Linked DNA regions of Homo sapiens: regions 1 and 2 are each linked to region 3. Evidence: chromatin contacts called from ENCODE Hi-C or POLR2A ChIA-PET data. All regions are on one chromosome and are shown on one strand. The core of a region is the stretch at or near the end of the contact, and the rest is flanking DNA. Distances in the headings are between cores, read along the strand shown.

Evidence for each region. A loop is a pair of places that touch in the nucleus more often than their neighbours do. ChIA-PET counts read pairs that join two places held with the same protein, here RNA polymerase II (POLR2A).
Region 1: a map of posterior vena cava shows a loop between it and region 3 (8-fold over the local background). The contact joins the promoter of LRRC10B here to the promoter of POLR2G in region 3. A Hi-C loop is called at or near these places in 1 of 168 maps with a recorded cell type or tissue (posterior vena cava). POLR2A ChIA-PET finds 5 or more read pairs at or near these places in 1 of 52 experiments (PC-9).
Region 2: a map of vagina shows a loop between it and region 3 (6-fold over the local background). The contact joins the promoter of MACROD1 here to the promoter of POLR2G in region 3. A Hi-C loop is called at or near these places in 1 of 168 maps with a recorded cell type or tissue (vagina). POLR2A ChIA-PET finds 5 or more read pairs at or near these places in 2 of 52 experiments (WTC11 and activated CD4-positive, alpha-beta T cell).

The regions. Positions count from the first base shown.
Region 1 is chr11:61,507,308-61,510,007 of GRCh38, reverse strand. LRRC10B (leucine rich repeat containing 10B) reads right to left here and starts at 1,259. Exons shown (of 1, transcript NM_001145077.2): 1 at 1-1,259. The coding sequence starts at 1,009. The coding sequence ends at 131. It overlaps MIR4488 (microRNA 4488), which reads right to left and starts at 1,412; the gene lies at 1,351-1,412.
Region 2 is chr11:64,164,852-64,167,551 of GRCh38, reverse strand. It overlaps MACROD1 (mono-ADP ribosylhydrolase 1), which reads left to right and starts at 1,439. Exons shown (of 11, transcript NM_014067.4): 1 at 1,439-1,855. The coding sequence starts at 1,558. LOC105369339 (a long non-coding RNA gene) reads right to left here and starts at 1,314. Exons shown (of 3, transcript XR_950187.3): 1 at 963-1,314. RefSeq lists silencers at 1,053-1,312, 1,573-1,652, 1,783-1,882 and an enhancer at 1,420-1,920.
Region 3 is chr11:62,760,130-62,762,829 of GRCh38, reverse strand. POLR2G (RNA polymerase II subunit G) reads right to left here and starts at 1,250. Exons shown (of 8, transcript NM_002696.3): 1 at 1,170-1,250; 2 at 926-1,035. The coding sequence starts at 1,181. RefSeq lists an enhancer at 1,042-1,241.

The DNA.
Region 1 (2,700 bases), core at 10-2,509, 1.3 Mb after region 3:
GGCAACTCGCCAAAAGTAGCCGTTCCATTGACCTAAGTAGGGACCCACCAGTCCCGCAGGCCTAACCAGCCAAAGCTTCCTAGAGCCCCTCCTCTCAGAGTGGCTGAAGCCCATCAGCCAGAACATAGGCTCAGGTGCCCAGTCCTGGAGCGGCTTCCAGGGCGCGGAAGCTGCCCCCGGGGGCGCCCAGAGCCCGGGAACCAGCGCCGCCTATGAGCAGGTCTTCCTCCTCCTCATCCTCAAAGGCCCGCGCTGGGCGCCGGGGCGGAGGCCGGGGCGTGGGCTCGTCGCGCTCCGCCATGCGCTCGACGGCGCCCTCGCCCACGAGGAACACGGTGTCCGCGACGCGCGGGGGCCCGGTGACGGGGTTGTGGTCGTAGGAGAAGACGCGCAGCGCGCGCAGCGGGTGCAGGTCGGGGAAGCCGCCCAGGCGGTTGCGGTCGAGGTCGAGGATGTGCAGGCGGCCCATGCGCAGCAGCGCGGGCGGGAACTCCTCGAAGCGGTTGCCGTAGAGCCAGAGGCCGCGCAAGCCCGTCATGCGCGGCAGCTCGGCCGGCAGCGCGCGCAGCCGGTTGTCGCCCATCTGGAGCGACTGCAGCGCCACCAGGCGCAGCAGCGGCCGCGGGAAGCGCCGCAAGAAGTTGCCCTCGATCCAGAGGCAGCGCAGGCTCTGCAACTGCGCGAAGTCGGCGGGCAGCGCCAGCAGCCGGTTGCCGCCCAGATAGAGGCGCGTGAGGCGCGGCAGGCGGCACAGGCCGTCAGGCAGTCGCTCGAGCTTGTTGAAGTCCAGCGCCAGGATGCGCAGCTCGCGCAGCTCCTCGATCTCCTCCGGCAGCTCGCGCAGCCCCGTGCCGCTCACATACAGCTTCTGCAGGCGGCTCAGCGCGCACACTGCGCTGGGCAGCCGCCGCAACCGCCGCCCGCTCAGCTCCAGCTGCTGGTCGCCGCTGCGCAGCTGCTCCTCTGCGTCCGACGGCAGCTCATCCGGCGTGGACTCGGCGATGCCCATGGTCACGGGCCCCGGCCGGGGCCGCCGCCACTGCCACCGCCAGGCATCGCCCCGCCCCGGCCGCCCCCCAGCCGCCCCGACGGTGCCGGAGCCGCGCCGGCCCCCGGGCCCCCCGCCCCGGCCTTCCCCCGCGCCGGGAGGGGGGCCGTGCGGGGCCGGGAGGAGGCACCCACTTGGGGCACCGCCGCCGCGCGCCGCGCTCCACCGCCCGCCCTCGGGCCTCCCCCGTTGCCTCCGCCGGAGGCCGACTGGCTAGGGTTCGCGCTGACTCGCAGCTTAGCGACCCGTCGCCCTGGCAACCCCGACGCGCGTGCGGCTGCCAATGAGGCGGAGGGAGGGCGGGGCGGGGCGGGGCCAAGGCGCCACCCTAGTGGGGTCCCAGCGCCGGAGCCCGCCCCCTACCTGCCCATCCAGCCCACCGCGGAGCAAGCACAAGCCGAGAGATTCCCCGCCCCGGCCAAGCCTGGCACTGAGACCCGACGCCCGACGCTGTTTGGTGTGCGGTTGTGTGCGCCCCAGAGCCGCGGGTCCAAGAAGGCGAAGGAAACGCTGGCGGTGGATCAAAGACTCTGGACTAGAGGCTCACAAGGAGGGGCTGAGGGGCGCGGTCACTGCGAGCCATTCACGTCCAGCGGCGTGCGGCCGGCCTACCTGCTGGGATCACTTCAGTGTAGTAACTCGAAACAGTGTTACTGTCCGGCCCTTTTCACATCTGCTGGTTTTACCGGGCCCCAGGGCTTGGCTCCGCCCCGCCTAATTGCCCTACAGCTTCCTCATTGCTACACTCACACCCCTCTCTCCTGCCAGGATCCCTCCACCGACGCTCAAAGTCTGTGTGTGGCTGCGGTGGACAGAGGACTGGGACACGTGAACGCCTTTGAGCCACCAATCATGGCCACTCTCATTCCATGACTCTTCTTCCTTCGCCTGCTACCACCAGCAGCAGTTCCCCCCTGCCTTCTCCCCCCACCTCCCATCCGGAGCCCTCCTGCGGGAGCTCCTGGCAGAAAAGCACTGGCTGTCACTGGCTTCGAGCCCACGTGTGCCCAGCACTATGCTGAAAGCATTGCGTTGAGTCCTTGGCACAGCCTATGAGGTAGACACCCTCATCACCCCGATTTTAAAGATGGAGAAACTGAGGGTCAAAGAGACATGACTTGAGCTGGGTCAGTCTGAGCTGAGTGAAGTGCCCAAGGTCACCCAGCTGATGAGCAGCTGGATTCGAAGCCAGGTAGTGTGACTCCAGAGCCTGTGTTCCTAACCATAAACCATACCGATAGATGGAAACAAGGTTCACTCCACCTCCAGCAATGAATTTTCTCACAACAGAGCCTCTGATTCTCTGGACAAAGCTACAAAGACAGCACTATAATCCCACATGAAAGATGAGAGAAGTGGCCTCGCGGGGATTAGGCACCCTGCTTACGGTCACACAATGCATAGAGGTTGCAGCCCGGGAGCCAAATTTTCGGGCTCCAAGCCTCCTGCCTCCTGCCTTCTCTTGAACCCGGCTGGTGTGACCCATGTAACTGGCTGAGTGGACTGACTTCAGGAGAGCACGCTGCCCTTTGGCCCACCCCCATTGCCATCCCCACTGCAGGGGAAGGGGGATGGAAGACAGCCCAAGGGCAGAGAGCAGTTGCCAATGCAACGGGAGGAAGGGAACCATCCCCACTGGAAAGTAAGCTGCC
Region 2 (2,700 bases), core at 190-2,689, 1.4 Mb before region 3:
TTATTACTTTTGAGATAGGGTCTCACTGTGTCGTCCAGGCTGTAGTGCAGTGGTGCCATCATGGCTCTCTGTAGCCTTGAACCCTTGGGCTCAAGTGTTTGCCTGCCTCAGCCTCTGGAGTAGCTGGGACTAGAGGTGAGTGTCTACCACCATACCAGGGTAATTTTTTTGTGTGGGGGCGGGTAGAGATGAGGGGGTCTCACTATATTGCCCAGGCTGGTCTTGAACTCCTGGCCTCTAATAATCCTCTTGCCTCAGCCTCCCAAAGTGCTGGGATTACAGGTGTGAGCACTTATTCATTATTCATTATTACATTCATTATATTATTATAATGGCCCGGCCTGTATTCATTATATTTATCATAAAGTAATATTAATAGTACATAAAAATATATAAAAGTACTTAAAAATCCATCCTCGTGTTTTTTGTTTTGTTTTCTTTGAGACAGAGTCTCGTTCTGTCACCCAGGCTGGAGTGCAATGGCACGATCTCGGCTCACCGCAACCTCCGCCTTCCGGGTTCAAGTGATTCTCCTGCCTCAGCCTCCCGAGTAGCTGTAATTAACAGGCATGCACCACCACGCCTGCATAATTTTTGTATTTTTAGTAGAGACGGGGTTTCGCCATGTTGGCCAGGCAGGCCTCGAACTCCTGACCTCGTGATCCACCCAACTCGGCCTACCAAAGTGCTGGGATTACAGGCGTGAGCCACCGCGCCCGGCCGGTTTTTGTTTAAAAAAGAAAAGAAAAAAAAAAAAAAACACACAGACACACACAAAAACATCACCCCAATCCTTCCACCCTTGAACGCCACTTGAAGCCTAAGTTTCCTGCCTCCAAATTCCACTATTTCCACCCTCGACTCTCCTCCCCAGCTGTCCTAGATTCTGCTCCAGCTGAGCCTTGGCCCCGGGGCTGTTAGAAGGCAGAGGCTCTGGGGAGAAGTCCCCAAACCGGATTTACCCGTTCGTCGCACCTGTCCCTAGGAGGGCAGGCTGGGGTGTGGAGGCGGTGCCCTGCTGACCCGCGGGGAGAGAAGCCCGGGTCTCCCAGGCTGCAAAACGCTCGGCACTGCGGAAGCCGCGCCAGGCTCTCCCAGCTCGATACGCAGCGGCCGGCGCGCCTGCTCCGCCGCGGGGCCGAGCGGCAGAGGGGCCCGGGGCTGCGTGGAAGGCCCGGGGGCTTCAGCCCGTGCCGGGGAAGCCGACGCTCAGCCAACCAGAAAGTTAGAGGCGGCCGAGGTCTCGCGGAGGGGAGGCGCCTGGCGGCCACGGGAGAAGTCGAAGGGCTCAGGCGGGGCTCCATCCGCGACACTGGGAGCCCGGGCGGGCGCGCACGTGTGTATACGAGTGCGTGGGCCCATCCGGCGGCCCGGACTACAAGTTCCAGGGTGCCCAGCGGCGCTCCCGGGTTTTCTGGCCGCGCCTCCCGCTGGCTCCGAGCAGGTCGCCGCTGGCTGGCAGTCGCCACCCGGTCCCAGAGTAAATAAGGGAGAGACACTCCCGAGCGCCGTAAATAGAGTCCAAGTGGGCGGAGAGCCGTCCCGCGCCGCCCGCTCATGTCTCTACAGAGCCGACTGTCCGGCCGCCTGGCACAGCTGCGCGCGGCGGGGCAGCTGCTCGTCCCCCCGCGCCCCCGGCCCGGACACTTGGCGGGTGCCACGAGGACCCGCAGCAGCACGTGCGGTCCCCCGGCGTTCCTGGGCGTGTTCGGCCGCCGTGCGCGGACCTCGGCGGGAGTTGGGGCGTGGGGGGCGGCGGCGGTGGGGCGGACAGCCGGGGTGCGCACTTGGGCCCCCCTGGCCATGGCGGCGAAGGTGGACCTGAGCACCTCCACCGACTGGAAGGAGGCGAAATGTAAGTGTAAGCACGAGGGGGCGCGAGGGAGAGGGCGGCCTCACGTGGAGCTTCCCGGCTGGGCGGCCCCCAACGAGCGAGCAGCCCCTTCCACCCGAGAGACCTGGGGAAGTTGAGGCCCCATCTGCCCTGGAACGGACCCCTCCTCCCCATTGACAGCCCCCCCCGCCCCCGCGCGTGTTCCCAGCCCCACAGAACAATTCACTCCAGACCAGGTCCAAGTGTCCACGCAGGGGGCAGCGTGAGGAAGGCGGCCTTCCTTACCCCATTGGAATGGGTCACAGGGCACCCCAGAGATTGTGCAGGACCTACCAACTTCCTTCCCTGTGCAGGAGGGAAACTGAGGCCGAGTGCCACAGCTGGCTTCCCCAAGGTCACTCGGAGCTGGTGGCAAAGTGGAGGTTATGATCCCGGACTCTCCAAACTTTGCACAGTGTGGTTCTTAAGTGTTCGGGAATGGGGCTGAGGGAACAGCTCCGGGGCTGGCGTCCCACCTGGTGGGGCACGTAACCTCACAGAGTGACCTTCCTGGGCTGGCCTGTCCTGCCTCCACCCCACCCCAAGCCCGCACTCTGATGCCTTCCTGGGCACGTGGTCTGGCGCCCTTTTCCCCTTCTCGCTGGCCTCTGGCCACTTGTGAGCAGTTTGCTCATGCCAGGAACAGAGGTTAGAGGAGCAGGGCAGAGGTGGGGTCTTGTCCCTGTGACAACTGATGACACCCTTCAAGAATCACACCACTTCCTCTTGCTCCTGGAGGGGGCATGAGTCTGGGGCCTGGGGAGAGAGAGAACCCAAGCTGCCGCTACTGAGCCCCAAATAGCCCTGCCGGGCACCCAGCTGCCCCT
Region 3 (2,700 bases), core at 1-2,500:
CCAAGAGCCTCTAAAGACATCTGCAATAAAAGTCGCTGAGCTCTTGGGGGTAGGGTCGGGGAGAGCAAAAGGACAAGTAGATAGCACCTCTGCTCCCAGAGAGCTTAATGACCAAAAGAAGACAGAACAGAGATCAGTATGTGTAAGACCAAATGCTGTTCTGGTAATTTCACAATAAATGTCCAAGAAGGCTGGAGTCCTTGAGGCAACAGATCTCAATCTTCGGGATGCCTGAGAATCATCTTCTTAAAATGCAGATTCTCAGGTCTGCCCCAGACAGTCTTGATTCTGTAGGGAATAAGGAGGCTCAGGAATCTGCATGTTCCTGCAGGTTTTTCTGATGCTGGAGGCCCAAGTACTCCACTGCCCTGAGCTGGGTCCCAGCTCATTAATATCAGAGAGGCCCCTCTGTGCAAAGCCCAGAGATGGTCAAATCCCAGGCTACTTCCTTCCTCCCCCAAACTCTCGATCTGCTTTTTCTGGTCATTCATTCAGAAGATATATAGAGGCCCATGGTGTGTGGTCCCTGGGCACAGGGGATAAGAGAAAACCAGCAGAATGACAGAGGGAGAGCAGACACAGGAACAATGATTACACTGTGAGCTCCACAGGGGCTGTCCTCATTCTATCTTGTTCCCATTCTACCTTGTTCTGAGCCCAACACGGGTCCTGGCACACACCAAGGGTTTTTAAAATGTTTGAGGAGTCAATGAATGACCCATCTCAGCTGAGAGAAGGAAGTCTTATTGTCCAGCATTGCAGAGGGCGCCCTGGGAACCCAAAGCAGGAAGCAACTGGCTGCCTGAGAGAGGAGAGGGGTCCCCAGAGTGGGTGGCAGGACGAGTAGGAGTTGGGGAGGGGTTGCAGGTATAGCGCCCCGTGTGCGCATCGAACGATCTGGCGGTGCGGTGAGCTCGACACTCACTTCCCTGTGCAGGTCCCCTCCACCTCGGTGAAGAGCTTCTGCTTCACCGTGTTGAGCAAGTTGGGGCCGAAGTAGCGCGGGTGCAGCAGGATTTCGTGCTCTAGGGAGATCTGCGGAGAAAAGTGGGATGGCGACCAGGCCAGGCGCTGGCAGGTTATTGGACGACAAGGGGAGTCTCGCGCCGGCGCCTGGCCTTGCTCTTCCTTTCCACCCAGCCCTTGCCGCCACCCTGAGCCCTGCTCACATGGTAGAACATCTTCCCAGACCAGGTAGGCAGGCAGAGTCCACACCTCCGACAGTCCCTGGGAATCCACCGGAAACACTTAGACGCCGCAACCCCAGTTCCGCGCTTGCTGCGACTAGGAGGGCGGAACACCACCTCCTCCGCGAGGGCGGAACTCCACCAGCTCCGCGGGTCTGATTGGGCCTCGCCGTCGTGGGCGAGAACCACTAAGCCCCGCCCCTCACCCCCGCCCCCCAGCCATCAAACGACAACTTTTTTTTTTGAGGCGGAGTCTCCCTCTGTTGCCCAGGCTGGAGTGCAGTGGCGCGATCTCGGCTCACTGCAACCTCCGCCTCCCGGGTTCAAGCGATTCTCCTGCCTCATCCTCCCGAGTAGCTGGGATTAAAGGCATGTGCCACCACACCTGACTAATTTTGTATTTTTAGTAGAGATGGGGTTTCTCCATGTTGGTCAGGCTGGTCTCAAACTCCCAACCTCAGGTGATCCACCCACCTCGGCCTCCCAAAGTGTTGGGATTACAGGAGTGAGCCACCGCGCCCGGTCGGCAACTATCTGAATTGCTTGAACCTGGGAGGCGGCCCGAGATCTTGCCACTGAACTCCAGCCTGGGCAACAAGAGCGAAACTCCATCTCAACAGATAGATAGATAGATAGATAGATAGATAGATAGATAGATAGATAGATAGATAATAGATAGATAGATAGATAGATAGATAGATTGATAAATGCTACCACTTACTGCTTTCTTCCTAGATGCCTGGGCAACAAGAGCGAAACTCCATCTCAATAAATAAAATAAATAAATAAATAAATGCTATCACTTACTACTTTCTTCCTAGATGCCAGACACTGTGCTAAGCGCTTGATATAATTCTCTCCCTTAATTCTCATAATAATCTACAGAAATTGGTGTAGAAATAAAAAAAAAATGTTTACGAGCCTTAGCCAAAAGGCCAAGAAGCTACAGAAAATAATGAAATTTAGGCCGGGCGCTGTGGTTTACGCCTGTAATACCAGCACTTTGAGAGGCCGAGGCGGGCAGATCATGAGGTCAGGAGATTGAGACCATCCTGGCTAACATGGCGAAACCCCGTCTCTACTAAAAATACAAAAAATTGGCCGGGCGTGGTGGCAGGCGTCTGTAGTCCCAGCTACTCAGGAGGCTGAGGCAGGAGAATCGCTTGAACCCGGGAGGCGGAGGGTGCAGTGAGTTGAGATCGCGCCACTGCACTCCAGCCTGGCGACAAAGCAAGACGGAGTCTCAAAAAAAAAAAAAAATTTAAGAGCTATTGGAAGCCCAAAAAACACTTTAAGCCTCGAGAGAGATATGACTGCGAGTCACATATAGTTTACAACTTCTGTTCTCAGATTATAGATTAACTCTTTTTTTTTTTTTTTTTTTTTTTGAGACGGAGTCTTGCTGTGTCGCCCAGGCTGAAGTGTAGGAAATCCATGACTATTTCATCCTCTGTTAAAAAATGTTACATGCGCCGGGCACTGGTGGCTCATGCCTGTAATCCCGGCTACTCGG